2 separate regions of the Mus musculus genome follow, and region 2 is linked to region 1. A link is a loop called in an ENCODE intact Hi-C map of the cell type or tissue named here. Cell type or tissue: gastrocnemius. All regions are shown on one strand.

Region 1 (8,000 bases):
ACAAAGTAGAGAACCGAGGAATAGTGTGGGGGAGAAGGCCACAGGTTGATCGTGTTTCTAGAGGAATGGCTAGTACCATGGTGGTTCTTGTGTGTGTGTGTGCGTGTGTGTGTGTGTGTGTGTGTGATGAGCAAGGAGTGAGAGAAGACTACAGCTGTAAGGCCTAGCAGTGTTGGGCTAAAGAGGTACCATACAGTCCATCTTTGCCGGTAGGATGGCTTGGAGTCAACCGTTCTTTTCTTTGTAATGGCCCCAATTCCCCTAATGTCTAAGGTGTTAGGGAAGTGAGAAGGTTCTTTTGACTACCACAGTACCGCCTAGAGTCTGAAAGTGTTGCTATACTTCCCAGCTGTGGGCTTTCTCAGGACGTAGCCTTAGGTCTTGGGTAGTGTTAGGAATAATTGGTAGTTAAAAGTCACAAATTCCACAGTTGTAATAAGTTATCAGGAAACATTCCGACTAAGCAAAAGAGCAGGAGTTCACTGGCACACGATCAGAGTGCCTGGAAGTCTCCATTTCAGTTAAACATGGTGCAGCTGCTAAGGTTGGTGCTGCTTGCTCTAACTCAGCAAACACTCAGGAGGCTGAAGCAGGAGAGTTCTACACACCATGCTTATCTCATAGTGTTTGTGTGCACGTGTGCATGCGCGGATGTGCGTGTTCCTGATAACACACTTAATCAACAATACCTAATTTCCCTTTAGTGCTTAAGCAAAGCAGCATAAACGCCACGATTGTGCTGAAGAGCATATTAATTCGTAAGTGCTAGAAACCTTGCCTTTAACTCAGATATTAGGGAGTGATTAAAGTTTTGCTTCTTAAGCCTGCTGACGGTGCCGCCAGGGAAGGGTCAAATCTATTAGAACCCTCCCGCACGGAGCAAGTGGCCTCAATGACTTGTTTGTTTAAGTCAAACAGGAAAGTTCTTCCTTTGAACTTCAATAATTCCCGGAAGTGCAGTGGAGAAGCTGCAAGGCAGAATGTGCCGAGATGGTGGCCTTTCTTGGCTCAGCCTTCCCAGAGCTGCCTGCTGCTCCAGGGCCCAGAGCTGCACCAGCCTGCCGGCACCTGCTGGAGCGCTTGCGCACTGTGGTGTTCTTGCTGGGCCGCTCAGTTTCTAATCTAATGTTCTTAAGCTGCTTTTTGTCAGTTTTTTTGTTCAGCTTCCAGTGTATGTAGCCTGGTACAAGTGTTGCCCACTTTGTTAGCTGAAAACTAATTCGGATGTTCCACTTACGTCTGCCTTCCCTTCCTTTTCCAAATCTCTTTCTAGGAAATGACCCACTCGTGGCCACCGCCTCTGACAGCCATACACACACCCAGTACAGCCGAGCCGTCCAGATTTCCTTTCCCCACAAAGGTAATTCCATAAATCATGACGGGCACAATATCTGCAGCAGAGGGAAGTGTAGGGGTGTGCTGCAGATACTGTATCCACCACAGTGAGAAGAATACAGGGTGGTGCTCTGGTCCTTGCTCTCTGGAATCTTTGGAGACTGGGCTAAAGGTCACGGTTTAGCTTTTATGGTACTTCCTAAGGCTTTTAGATAATTTATTCTCCTTCTCATGTTAGCAAGAATGTCTTAGAATTGTATAGGGCTTTATATCTTCAAAACTTCTTCGTGCAGTTTCTCATTTGAGGGCTTATTCTCTAGATAACAAACCTTGTTTATCTTATACTTCCTAAAAGTTTTTTGAAGTGAACAGCTAACGCTAATGTTGGTTTCCATAACAACCAAACAGACTACTGGCACGTTTTCAGTGATGTATTGAAACAGCCATCCTTTTCTTTTTGGCTTATACTTTAAAAGTATTTTTCTGTTTTGTTTTAGTGGGCATGGGTGTGCCACCTGCATGCATGACTTTGTGTGTGCAGCACGTGTGTGCTGTGGCCACAGAGGCCAGAAGAGGTTGATGGCTCTCTTGGTACTGGTGTATTAGATGGTTGTGAGCTGTCACGGTGGTGCTGGGAATCGAACTCTGCTCTGTGGAAGAGCCATGATCCCTCTTAACACTGAGCCATCTCTCCATTCCCAGTGTATACTTTTAAATAACCTTTAGCATGGATGTATCCTGAGCGCAGGGGTCTGTCTGGCTCGATGCCATATTCATATTCATATCTCTAGGAACCTTTTCCATGGTACTGTTTTGAGGAGCTCTACCTACAAACCCCAAACTTACCTCGTTTATTCCACCCTGTTTATAACAATGCTTTTAAACCAAGAAGATCCATTAAGAACATGCAGAGATCAGATTGGTCAGTGTCCATCTTGTCTGTTCGGTGTGATTGATGATTTACTGGAGAATTGGGCTGTTTGGGCCTTGCAGAGGCCTATAGAAGGCGGGCGGTTTGCTTCATGTAGCAGGCGATGAGTAGACTGTTCCCTTCGCCATCGCTACATTGTTTTCTCCAAATTTGAGTTTTAGGAAAATATCGTTTGCTATAAAGCCTACATGGTGTTGCTGTAAGCCACACAGCTCTAATGGTGAACGTTTCTTCTTAGGACCCTCTGCACGTCAGTCCTGCAACCCAGAGCCAAAGTGAGTGACCGTCTGCCGTTTGTGTTGCTTACAGAGCAAATCCGTGCTCCTTTGTTGTGGTTTGTTTTTGTTTTTAATAATTGTTAACCGATTTGGCAATGATACACTCAAAACAAAACTCAGAGCCACTCTGTAGGTACTGTATGAAGTAAGCTGTTTTCATTAAATTCTAAACAAATACAAGTTAATATTACATGGCACATTTACTTTTCTTTTTCTTTACATCATGGTACATTTTTTTTAAAAGATTTATTTATTTGTTTTATGTATATGAGTACACTGTTGCTGTCTTCAGACATACCAGATGAGGGCATCGGATTCCAGTACTGATGGTTGTGAGACACCATTGTGGTTGCTGGGAATTAAACTCAGAACCTTTGTAAGATCACTCAGTGTTCCTGACTACTGAGTCTCTCCATCCCTTATGTCTTGTTTTTCAAGACAGGGTTTCTCTGGCTGTCCTAGAACTCACTTTGTAGACCGGGCTGGCCTCTAACTCAGATCCACCGCCTCTGTTGGGTTAAATTAGTGTGCCACCACACCTAGCTGACACATGGTTAGGTTGACTACAACTCTTGGAACTGTATTTAAGGATAAAGTATTTAGCCCATCAGTGGTTTCCTATAGCATGAAACCTGACTCACTCAGCTGTCTGATGCTGGGAGACTGGGCTGACAGTTCTCTGGTTAATGGAATGCTCCTGTGAATAATAATGTGGCCTCTGTGGCTATCAGATGAGCACAACCTCCATTGCAGAGTGTAGCCTGCAGGCCAGTTTCATCTCAACTCAACACAGGCGAGAGCCACTTTAGAAGAGGGAGCTTCCATTGAAAAAATTGCCCTGCCAAACTGGACCTGGGGGGTGGGTAGGGGTGGGGGTGGGGGACGGACTGTAGTCATTTTTTTGACTGCTAATTGATGTGGGAGGACCCAGCTCACTGCCAGCATGCCACCTGTGGGCTGGTGGTCCTGGTGCCATAAGAAGGCACGTGGAGCAAGCTGTGAGGAGCACGGTCAGTAAGGTGTGCTCTTCTATGGTCTCTGCTCTGCTCCAGTTCCTGCCTTGAGCTCCTGCCTTGACTTCCTTGAGTGATGTGACCCTTTTCACTCTAAGCTGCCTTTGATCTTGTTGTTTTAATCACAGCCATAAGGACACTAACTAAGACAGCATTCCTGTCTTAGTATGATAGCAAGTCAGTTTATATTTGGTTTGTTTTTTTGTTCCTGTTGTTTTGTTTCGTTGTTTTTCTGTTTTTTTGTTTTGTTTTGTTTTTGAGACAGTGTTGCTCTGTGTAGCTCTGCCTGGCCTGGAACTTGTTTTGTATGCCAGGCTGACCTTGAACTCACAGAGCCACCTCCTTCTGTCTCCTGATTGCTTGGATTAAAGCTGTGTGCTACCACTGCCCAGTGAATTCTTTTTAAAAAACAAAAAACAAACAAAAAAAGCCAAAAACAACAACAAAAAACCCCACTGAGCCTATTGTACCAAAACATATGTTTCGGAATATCTGAGTGTCTTGCTTCTTATGTCTGTGCTTACACAACATGGCTGCCTAAAGATTTCCAGTTTGCATTGGCCAGGATACCTTCCCATCAGAGTCCTTGTGAGTTCCTGGCTCCTGTAGCTCTAGATGTCTAGGCCACAGGACAGCAATTTGAAAATGTGAGAGCTGCTGCCACCATGAGGAGAGAGTGGGTAACTGCAAGTGCAGGAGGGTTTAAGAGTTGCTCACCCAGCATTGGTCCCCTGACCCTGAGTCCCTGTGTGGACACATCAACGGCCTTTTGGGTACATCAGGACAGTCCTTGGGGATGAATCTCTCTGTGGCACCCCTGTGCCATGTCCCTGAACTTTCTGTCCTGGATCCAGTTCTGTGAACCTGGCTCTCACCCCTCTTCCTCCTGGCCACTGCACACCCAACCTCACCTGGGACACACCCGGGGCTTAACTTCTCCATCTCTCCACATGGGCTCTTCTTCTTCCTGAAGGTCTTCCTGCATCCACACTGCTGGCAGAATCCCACACGTTCTCTCTGATTTAGCCATTGTAAGCTTTCCACAATTGGCCTTTGGTCATTACTGGTAGACTATGGAATCTGAGGACAGTAAATTTACATAATTGCCCCATGTACTTACCTCAGACTGCCCTAGGTAGTGGATGTTTGTGGGCCTGTTTCGTGTCCCTCGGGTACCTTTGCAGAATGGGACAGATGTCTGTATACATATTGGTCTCTACCAGGCTGTCTATAAATAGCAGCTGAGTGAATGAATTATACTATGGGAGATTGACTCCAGGAGGGACAGATGTGGGAGAGAGGCTATACAAAACAAACAAGGATGAACCTGAGAGTCAAGCCAGGTATGATTTGAGAACAGAATTGTCATGGAGCACCCTTAGGGGCCTAATCAATTGTCATCAAGAACAGAAACTGTCCCCCGCAGTTATGAGCAGGATGGGTGCCACCTCAAGCTCTGTGCTCTGGCTAAAAGTCCGTTGCTGCCGTTTCGTTTCCAAAGAAGCATTCTCTTTCATGAGACCATAAATGCTGCCCCAAGCGGCTGCATCAAGTGCAGATTGGTACTGCACCTGGGTAACGGGGAAAAGCTGACAAGAGGGAACTCAGCGAGTGGTTGGTTGTATAAAACTGTTTCCATGCTGTTCTGACTGCATCTTCCTCCCCACAGAACAATATGACACGCCTTCAAAAACCCACCCCAATCCCCAGCAAGGAACCTCGTAAGTAAAAAAGGGAAAAGCAACCTTTGTGTATTAAAATTTGATAATATAGCGTTCAAATTTCCCCTGTAAGCCCATTATGTAGACTGACCCCCCCTCGCTCTCAGCTAATGAGTTCATAAAAGGGCTTCACTGTAGAGGGCAGAAATGACCCCCAGTAATGGCCAGTTGAAGGTTTATGCACTGTCGTAGAATGTGCTGAAGGGGTTTTCTGGAAAGAAAGGTCTTGAGCTATTATTTATGCATTGACCATGGAACTCCAAAGGCTTTGGCTTTTAAAATTTCAAACTTAAGTTACCCTAGCTCTGGAAATTAAATTTGGGGGGGACTATGGGATGAGATTTTCTGCCGTTTTCCAGCCTATTTATTGTCAGTATCCTGTTCTGTTACCTGCTGTTCTTATCCAGGTCAGGCACCTCTAAATGTATTCAGGGATTTTGGAACACTTAGTCTTCACGTTATAGGTGTTTCACTCAGCATTTTGACCCAGTTTGTTTCTTTAAAGTAACCAATTACTATTTCCTTACTGCTTGCCCCATAAGTAATTGCTAGGGACAGAGGGAGGCTAGCTCTTCAGGCTTTCCCCTCCGTGTCTGTGATGTCACCAGCACACTGACTGGTTAGATGGATGTTGCAGATGCTCTCAGAGTTCAGAATCCTGCCCCAGGAGGCCAGAGGAGGGCGTTAGATCCCTTGGAACTGGAATTATAGGTGGTTGTGAACCACCATGTAGGTGCTGGGACTTGAACTCTGGAAAAGAACTGTTGAACTCTTGGTCCTCTGGAAAAGCCACCAGTGATTTTTATATGCTGAGCCATCTCCCTAGCCTGTTTCTTCTAATTTTTTTTTTTTTTTTAAAGCTCAGTTTTTGTTCCTTGTTTTGGGGGAAGGGCATTGCCAGAAAGTGTCAGATGAGTTGGAGAGATTATTACATGTCACTGTCGGAGTGATTCTCATTTCAACACAGAAAGATGAACAGTAGCCTAAGAGTTTTGATAGATGAATTTTCATCTTCTGGAGGATTGTGAGTTGCTTGTTTTTGTCTTGTTGGTTTTAAAATATGTTTTATTTTTGCTTGATCAGAATGTATTTTAATGTGCTCTTGGTGGATGAGGGGTTTTCCTTGTTGATGTCCTCTATTTGAAAAAGACAAAACTCACCAAACTTATGTTACTTTGTTTTCCCCATTTCTGTTTTGTGTTGTCATGCTTTCTGGCAGTTTTGAGTCACTAGCTTAGACTATGGAAGAGCTACTAGGGCCAAGGACCAATCTCATGGGAGTCTGTGATACTGCCCCAGGCTACCAGACTCTGTCTGCACTTGTCTGTGATGGTTGGAGATTGAGGATCAAGCCTTGGTCATGGAAAAAGGTCTGGGCCATTGCATTGTGGCATCCAGGAGGGCTCACTTGGATCAGCAGAGTAGTGGCATCTAGGGCAGGAAGTGGCTGTGTCTGCTTGAGAGTGAAGGATGAAGGGTTGGCCGGCTCCTGCACCCCAGAGCGGCCTGAGAGGGAGTGGGCAGAAGTCACTTCTCTGTCTGTCCATCACACGCAGCCCTGGTGTCCTAGCAACACCATAGCAACCATGGAAATCACAGAAGCTCTATTGCAAATGTACTTACACCTCCTGATGGGGTCCTCTAAATAAAGACTACTCATTCATTTTTGAAACGAGTACCTGTAATGGTTGTCAGGGCAAGGTAAAATCAGGACTGAGGCAGTCAGGTGGGTGTAGAAAGAATGTACCAGAAGTGCTGCAGAGGCTGGGTGGATGGATGATAATGCGTGATTCAGTAGTGCTATGGGGCAGTTCTCAACAGTTGGTATGGTCTCATCACAGTTGGTATGGTAGGTTTCTTAGTGCTGGTGGCTAATTTGATCGGTGACAACCTTGAGTCTCACTAATGTAGCTGAGCTCTTTGAGTGGCAGGGTGGTTGTCTAACATTCCTGGAACACCAGAATTGTTCATTACAGGGTTATTTATGCTTTGGTTTGAAAGGGAAGGGCAACCTACGTCTTGCTATCTCTAGAAGTAACTAATTCTAGAGTGAGGCCCTACTCCCTACCTCTGGGTCTGTAGTACCTCTTGCTTCTGTCTAGTCTTGGGTGCAGGAGCAAGCACAGTGGTAGCCGAATATATGTGAGTGCATGTCTTCTGCTCTCATTATTTTCCAGCGAACCCTGTCTGCTGGTAACTGATTAGCTATGGTATCAGTACTGTTTGCCTCCAAGTTCAGGGGAGGGTATGTTTGTTTAGTGACACTTGGCTGTTGGTCCACTTCCTTCCCAAGATGTGGATCTGCAGTTGCCGGACAACACAGAATGTTTCCTAAGGTTATCGTGTCCCGTGCAGTTCCTTGCCGGGAGCGCAGGGCACTTGGCAGCCCCTCAGGAGGGCTGCAGGACTCAGGCCTTTGACGCTGTAGAGCTTTAGTGTACATCTCAGGGATGAGCGGGTGGAAGGGTGCATACTTCATTTATTTAGTCATTGCTTCAACCCCTGCTTTGAGTGAAGGAATAAGAGACAGGGACTTCAGGGTTACCTGGGGTTGAGTGAGTTAATGGTAGCCAGGGGTAGTCTAATTTTTTTAAGGGGGGGTTAAATAACATGCGTGTTCATGTTGTCTATTGCTAGTGTGTAAGTACCTTGGTACAGAGGGAGAGCCAGGAGTCGTTTACCGTGCTACCGTTCCAATCAGCACAGCGTACTCACATGCCAG
Region 2 (8,000 bases), 140 kb before region 1:
AGAACAGACTGGTTTACAAAAGAAGATTGCAGATCTCTGGAAGTTCCAGGACCCTGGGACCTACATAGAGAGACACTGCCTCAAAAGAAAAACAAAACAAAACAAACAAATAAAACCTAAACAAACACACACACACACCCCAGGGCTCAGCAAGCTGTCTCAACTTGTAGAGATGCAAGTTTCCAAGGTCAGTTTCCAGGTCCCACACACGTGATAGAAGGAGAGAATCCAGTCTTGCAGGTTGTCCTCTGACCTCTACCTGCGTACTCTGATACACACCGGCACATACACAAATGCATGATAAATAAGAAACGTAATAAAAAGTATATAGCAGATTTTATAATGTGAAACTACTTCTATTTCTAGTTAAACTTCAACAGCTTTGTAAGGTGCTTAAACAAAGCCCCACCCAGTAATAACCTTGACATTGCTGAAGGAAAACCTGCCCAGTGGGATAGCCTTCTACACACGCTAAGTCATTTTCCCCCAACCCCCAAGGCATGTCTATCTGTGACTGTGACCTCATTTGAGAATGATATTGCTACAGATGCCCTTGAGTTAAAATGGGGTCATACCAGACAGGATAGTTCCTAAATTCAGTGACACGTAAATGCAGTGACAGATGCCCTTATAATAGAGGGAAATCTGGACACAGACACATACGGAAAATTCCATGTGTTAATGATGGAGACAAATACTTGAGGGATATGTCTTGAGCCAGCATTCGCCAAGGGTTGCTAGAAGGCAACAGACACTACACATAAGTAAAGAAGAGGCCTCTCTAAGAGCCTGCAGAAGGAGCATAGTCATACTAACCTTACTTCAGATGTTACACCTCGAGAGCTGAGAAGCAAGGCACTTCTGATGCTGTGTGTATGTGTGTGTGTGTGTGTGTGTGTGTGTGTGTGTGTGTGTGTGTGTTTATGACACTGTAATTAGTCTTTGCAGCCCTAGGAGCATAATACATCTCTTTTGTTTGCAATGAGAAGGCGTGTATCCTTCCATCGGCTTGTGTATAGATGGAAACAATCCAGCCAGCCAGATGGTCAAAAGAGAGAAAAACCTGAAGTTGTGGCGCCAAAGAAGTATGGGAGTAAGGAGTGTCACGGGCCTTTCTTAGCAAAGACAGCATCGGAGAGATATTTATGTCTTTGTGAGTGTTAACCAAAGGAGACTCACTGTAAGCATGATCTTACAGAACAATATAACATACTCCGTAGAAGCCAAACAATCTTGTTCTTCTTACTCCCTGGGCTCATACACAATGTGTCCATGATGGGAAAGGTGGATTCTGGGCATGCGCTCTACGATGCAGACCAAGGCTGACCTGGCTAACACAGTTGCTGAGAGCGTTATTTGCCATCTGCAGACACCAGCCTCAAACCAACTCTTCTCTCCACTCTGTCCTTGACTGCTGCAGGAGGGAAGGCTATCTCTACACTCTCTTACATTAACGGAATCTCACCTCATTTGTGCGGGCTCTCATGATACAACCTAACCAATTCTCAAAGACCTTGCCTCCAAATACTGTTTAGTTTGGGGGTGGGATTTTCAAACTAGGAATTTGAAGGGAGACCACAGCAGTGATAAGACACCTTTAAGGACAGGGTTCCTACAAGCTTTGGCGTTTGCGTTAAGTCAGAGACTATTTTTCAACCATTTCCTCCACAGTGAGTGTATCCAGGTCTGGAAGTCAAGATGCGTGATCAGGAGAGACAGTTATTCATGAGCAGTCTACTCAGAAAAAGTCTCTTCTTGTCTTGGTAGCTCTGAGGTTTGCTGATCCAGCCATGTGGCCATGAGTGTGGAATATGATACTACTGCTTGCCTGTCTTAAGCTCCTCCGCAGCCTGGTGACCCGGACAGAAGGTCTCTGTACGGAGAGAGTGACTGCTCACAACCATCAAGAATCCCAACCACACTGAGGGGCTACTGTACCGTCAGAGCAGGAGTGTGTGTTACATCAATGCCCGGTAGGACATACTAATAGAAAAGTGTAGCAAACACATCACAAAGGAATGGAAAACCCATTGTCTGAGAGGTTAGGACACTTCATAGGCCAGCAGACCAGCTGAAATAGGAACGAAGGAAATAGGAAGTAGGCAGTAGAAAGAGAACACATCAGCTCCTTAGCTCTGGCCTCAGGACCAGCAGCAAAGACAAGGGTAGTTTCACATTCGTATTCATTACATGTGCGCTGATTCATAAGGATCCATTGTTATTTTCTTTTATGTCCATTAGCATTTTATGTTCAGGCTGCTGGGAGTTAGTTTTACGTCTCAGACTCTGGGAAACAGAATATCTAGTAGAAACAGGACTGAAATGAAAAGCAGTCAGTCTTTAGCCATCTGTGGTGGGGTGTGTCTTCCCTCATAGCACTTTCTGGGTGCAGGCAGGAGGATCAGGAGTTCAAGGCTAGCTGGGCTATAGAAACCCTGTCCTGCCCATAAACCCACCCCCAAAACCCCACAGGACCAAGGGGCCAAGGGTATGGCTCAGTAGGTTAAGACACTTGCTGCCAGCTGGGCATGGTGGTGCACACCTTTAATCCCAGCACTTGGGAGGCAGAGGCAGGCGTATTTCTGAGTTCGAGGCCAGGCTGATCTACAAAGTGAGTTCCAGGACAGCCAGGGCTACACAGAGAAACCCTGTCTCGAAAACAAAGCAAAACAAAACAAAACAAAACAAAACAAAACAAAACAAAACAAAAACAAAACACACACACACACACACACACACAAACAAAACACTTGCTGCCGAGCCTGAGTTTGGTCCCTAGGACCCACATAATTGACTCCTATAAATTGTCCTCTAATCTCCATGTATGGTGGTTTGAAAGAGATGTCCCCCACAGTCCAGACACTTGATATTTGGTTCCCAGTGGCTGTTTGGGGATGCCTAGGAGGTGTGGTCTTGCTGAAGGAAGTGTGTCACTGGGGGCGGGCTCCGAGAGTTGAAAGATTCACCCTCCTTCCAGTTGACTCTGCTTCCTACCTGCTGTTGGAGATGTGAGCCCTCATTTCTGTTCCGGTGTGTCCACTGCTCACTGCCACAGTTGCCCGTCCTGACTCTCATCCCTCTGGAACTGTAAGCCAAGTAAGACCTTCCTGCTCCTGGTCATGGTATTTTACCTCAGCCGCCGGACACACAAAATCAATTGATCAAGTTTAAGGTAGCCAGTGCTTGAGTCATTTCTTATTTTGAATGAAGTTGATCACTTCGGCCTTCGTGGAGCTGTTTGGTACTGGGTGTTGGAGCACAGAGATTGGGACATGCTCTACCGTGGAAGGACAACCCTCCCCACAGTTATTACCGCTTTTACTTATCGTGAAATATATTCGTATTTTGTGTAACAATCACTGTGCAACTTCTCGACTCCACCAATTTCTCTGTCATCCCAACTGAAGTTCTCTGTGTGTTAAGCAACCACCTTCCATTTTTCCTCCCGACCTGGGCTGTGGCAGCACCAGTCAGTCACCTTTGTGTTTAGATGAGTTTGACCGTCTGGTTCCATTGTATTTGTGGAATCATATAACAACACGAGCCTTCTTGTGAATGGATTGTGGGGGAGGGGATTGTTGGGGATTGAAGCCAGGGCTCTGTGCACACTAGCCCAAGTGGACTGCCACGGAACCAAATTCTTAGATCCTAGGTATGTGAATTTTTAAAAAAAGATTTATTTATTTATTTAATGTATGTGAGTACACTGTACTTGTGCAGACAGCTGTGAGCCTTCATGTGGTTGCTGGGGGTTGAATTTTTTAGGGCCTCTGCTCACTCCAGTCAACTCCACTCACTCAGTCCCTGCTGCTCACTCCGGCCCAAATATTTATTTTATTATACTTAAGTACACTGTAGCCTTCTTCAGAAAAGTGCATCAGATCTCATTACCGATGATTATGAGCCACCATGTGGTTGCTGGGAATTGAACTCAAGACCTCTGGAAGAACAGTCAATGCTCTTAACCACTGAGCCATCTCTCCAGCCTCCCAGAACTGAATTTTTAAAAACCATTTATTTTTCAAGGAATAATGGTGTATGTCTTTAATTCCTGGACTCAGGAGGCAGAGGCCAGTGGATTTCTGAGACCACGGTTAGCCTGTTCTACATAGTGAGATCCAGGACAGTCAGGCTATATAGAAAGACCCCATCTCAAAAATAAACAAGGAATGAAAAAAGTTTGTTTAATTTTTTATTATGTGTAGAGATGCATGCATGTGTGTTTTGAGCCTTTCAGCTCCATTTCCTTTTCCTGGTCAGAGAAAATTTCTTTGCCAGGTCATGCAATGTTGAGCCTTACCAATAGAGGGCACTAGAGAGACGCTGAGGGGCACTGGTTCCTCCCTGTCATGCTGGTTCTAGTAACTGTTCCTGTGGTGAGGAGCACTGCATCTTATTAAGTGCCCCAGGCTAGCCCAGAACTGACAATCCGTATTATTTCTTAAATTTTAGAAATATTTTAGTGGAAGACGGGTTGCCTAATATACGCAAGGTCAATTCCCAGCACTACAAAAATAAGTAAATAATGATAGTAAGCAAATTAGCTCGGTCTGCGTCCATTTCGATCCTTCCTCCTGAAGTGTCCACCGTATTAATATTTCACAATTTTTTAGGTTTCAATTCTGAGTTGTAACTGATCTAATTTTATTTTCATTCCTCTCTGCTTTAGACCTAGGGGCCTTTTCCTTTTTTAAGACTACATTAACTACATCTGGACTTTTTGTTTTCCTTCATTTCAGTACTTCCTAAAATAAACTTTATATATATATATATGAAGTAAGCAGTGGAAAGAGGAGACATCAGCACCTTAGCTCTGGCCTCAGGACCAGCAGCAAAGACAAGGGTAGTTTCGCATTTGTATTCGTTGTGTGTGCATTGATTCATAGGTATTAATCGTTATTTTCTTTTATGTCCATTAGCATTTCATGTTCAGGCTGCTGGGAGTTAGTTTTACGTCTCAGACTCTGGGGAACAGAATATCTTGTAGAAACAGGGCTGAAACAGCAATCAGTAGCCAGCTGTGGTGGGGTGTGTCTTCCCCCATAGCACTTTCTGGGTGCAGGCAGGAGGATCAGGAGTTCAAGGCTAGCTGGGCTATAGGAACCCTGCCCTGCTCCCATCCCCAACCTCCCAAAAAACTACAGAGCCAAGGGGCCAAGGATATGTCTCAGTAGGTTAAGGCATTTGCTGCCAAGCCTGAGTTTGATCCTCTAGCCTATACACACACGCACACATGCACACACACACACACACACACACACACACACACACACACACACAGTTGTTTTAGATAGGGTTTCACCATGCAGCTCTGTCCTGGAACTCACTATGTATGCCAGGCTAGCCTAAAAGTAGTCAGTTGTTCAGTATTGTTTTTGTTTCAAGACAGGGTCGCTCTGCATAGCCCCGTCTGTCCTGGTACTCATCCTGTAGATCAGGCTGGCCTCGAGCTCAGAGCTCATCTGCCTCAGCCTCTTATTCGGGGTGCTTGGATCAAAGATGTGCCATACCACACTCAGCATAAAAAAAATTTATTTTTAAAGTTAGTCCTTGTGTAATAACTCTTCCTTGAATTTGTCAGTTTTATTGTGGCCCCCCACATGGGTGAGTGTGTGTGTGTGTGTGTGTGTATGTGTGTGTTGTTGTTGTTTTCTGGAGACAGAGTTTCACAGAGCCCAGCCTCCAAGTCATTGTGTAACTGAGGACAACCTTGAACTTGTCCAGTTTATGCTCCCCCTCCAAGTTCTGGGATTAACAGCTTGTGCCACCACATCCGGCTCCTTTCTTCTGCCTTTGAGACTTGATCTTACTCTGTAGCCCAGGTTGACCTCTCCCACACAATCCTGCCTTTGTGTTTCTGGAGGTGAGCCATCGTGCCCCGATCAGACTTGAGGTGGCTCACTTCAGATGGTTTATTTTGAAAATTCTAGGCTCAACACTTTTCTGTTTTGTCTTGTAGCATTTAATAAATGTTACTGCCCTGCAGCCGGTGTGCCTGTAAGAAATCAAATATCACGTGTCCTGTTTCTAGAAGGTCTCAGAATGTCTTCTTCATTGTTGATACTCTTAAATTCCTCCATAATGTGACTAGTGTGGACTTTTCTTATCTCCTCCCTTTCAACCTGAAACTCGACTCTATTATTTACCAATATGCCTTCTTCCGGCTCTGTCTTAGAACACAGACTCCTGAGCACAGGGCACAGCCTCGATTCCTTCTAACTTCTTTTCCCGACTCATCTTCCATAAACTCTTCCCCTTGCTTCTCTATTCTTCTCTATTCTCCATATTTTCTTGCTGTATCTTATTCATTAGCATTCACTACAGGTTTCCCCATTTGGTTAGTTGTTGATGTTTAGAGCAGGTGTCAGCAAACGACAACCTAGCACCTGCTTTTGCAAACAACATTATCTCAGAGGAGTGGTCCTTTCAAGGATGTCAGCACTCTGGTGTTATTAATGGCTAAATTCAGTGCTTGTGAGAGAACACGGGTGACCAATGAAACTTACATTTTTACTAACTGGCTGTTCACAGAAAGCTCGATGGGCCTGGGATATATAGCTCAGTTGATATGTAGCTTGCCTAACATATGCAAAGGCCTGGGTTTGATCCCCGGTACCCCATAAAACCAGACAAAGCAGTGCATGCCTGCTATCTAAGAGCACAGGAGATCAGAAGGAACTCAAGGCCATTCTCTTCAGCTACAAAAAGGGTTCAAAGCCAGCCTAGGATACATTACAAACAAACAAACAAACAAACAAACATGACTTGGGTGATGCACACCTTTAATCTGAAAATTCAAGAAGCAGAGGCAGGTGTGAGCTCTGAGTTTGGGGCCAGCCTGATCTGTATAGTGAGTGTCAGGACTGTAAAAGCTACTCAATATCAAATAAAATAAACCTGCCCCCCCCCTTTCTTGAATGCTGCAATTAAAGACACGTAGCACCATACCCAGTCTTAAAACATTTTGCTTTAGAGAAAAATGTTTGAAAACCCCTATTCCAGAGTAAGATTTTTTTTCCTACTTGTCTTTCTAGCACAAAGACCTACAAGGTGCCTTGCCAAGGATAGTCCAGGATTATGGAATGACTAAATGAACAAGTAAATAAATAAATATGCTCTGAAGGACAAATACAATATTACGTGTATGTGTGCATGCATGCACACGTGTGCACATGAACACACTAGCCACACTAGCTAGAGACCAAATCCAGAGCTATGGATTCATCAGATAAGCCTTCTGTCACTGAACTAAGCCCACAACCTAACTGATTCTACTTCAAAAGGAAGGACTGAGAATATAGAATATTAGTGTGAAGGGCCAAAGTGTTCTGGCTTAAGGGACTAGAAACAGTACAAGACATCAAGATGAGGATGGGACGAGCTTTTCCAGCAGAGCAGAATGCGTCACAGAAAGGAAGCTGATGTTTTACCTATGTGGGGTCAGAGATTTTTGCTGAACACCCGACCAAACAGAGTGACAAGCTAGATACCAGCATCCCTTAGTCTTCCATTAAGGCAGGCACTGAAGATACGCACAAACATAAAGGAATTCAGCCACTTCATCAACTTTACTTAGAGTTGGGGGAAAATGGTTTTCCATAAAAATGTACTGTTTATCTTAACTTATAACTGGATATTTAAATTTTAGTCATAAATATTTCTTTTTCTTAAAGCAAAGACAAAAAGAACTACTTAAGAAACAGTCTTACCCCCTCCCGCCCCAAATAGGGGAATGGTGGCACACACCTCTGATCCCAGCCCTCAGGAGGCAAAGGCAGGTGGATCTCTGTGAAGTCCACATAGCAAATTCCAGGGCTACCTAGAGAGAGCCTATCTCAAACAACCAAAACCAAACCAAACCAGCCAGACAAACAAAAGAGTTGTCTTAGTTTAACCACAGCACTGGACATGCTGTGCATGTCTGGATTTTATTAAAATAAAAAGTTAAACCACACAGTTTAAAAGAAACCATGGAGCATCACTGTGGAAGACAGATTCGA

The links. A loop is a pair of places that touch in the nucleus more often than their neighbours do. Peaks named below come from ENCODE experiments on the same cell type or tissue, not always from the same donor. Only the 100,000 strongest peaks of a DNase experiment are listed, where the experiment ranks them.
Region 2: a loop joins it to region 1, with 7 times the contacts of the local background. A loop is called at or near these places in 36 of 42 quality-filtered maps.

What each region holds. Positions count from the first base shown.
Region 1 is chr5:103,813,709-103,821,708 of GRCm38, forward strand. It overlaps Aff1 (AF4/FMR2 family, member 1), which reads left to right. Exons shown (of 20, transcript NM_133919.4): 5 at 1,274-1,360; 6 at 2,505-2,541; 7 at 5,227-5,278. Among named protein-coding and RNA genes, the nearest start is that of Aff1, 64 kb to the left of the region's middle. In gastrocnemius, a CTCF peak has its summit at 4,230; DNase peaks (open chromatin) are centred at 1,014 and 4,218; H3K4me3 peaks cover 185 bases; H3K27ac peaks cover 5,236 bases.
Region 2 is chr5:103,676,238-103,684,237 of GRCm38, forward strand. No RefSeq gene overlaps it. Among named protein-coding and RNA genes, the nearest start is that of Gm25721, 22 kb to the left of the region's middle. In gastrocnemius, a CTCF peak has its summit at 4,301 (motif pointing right); a DNase peak (open chromatin) is centred at 4,301; H3K27ac peaks cover 880 bases.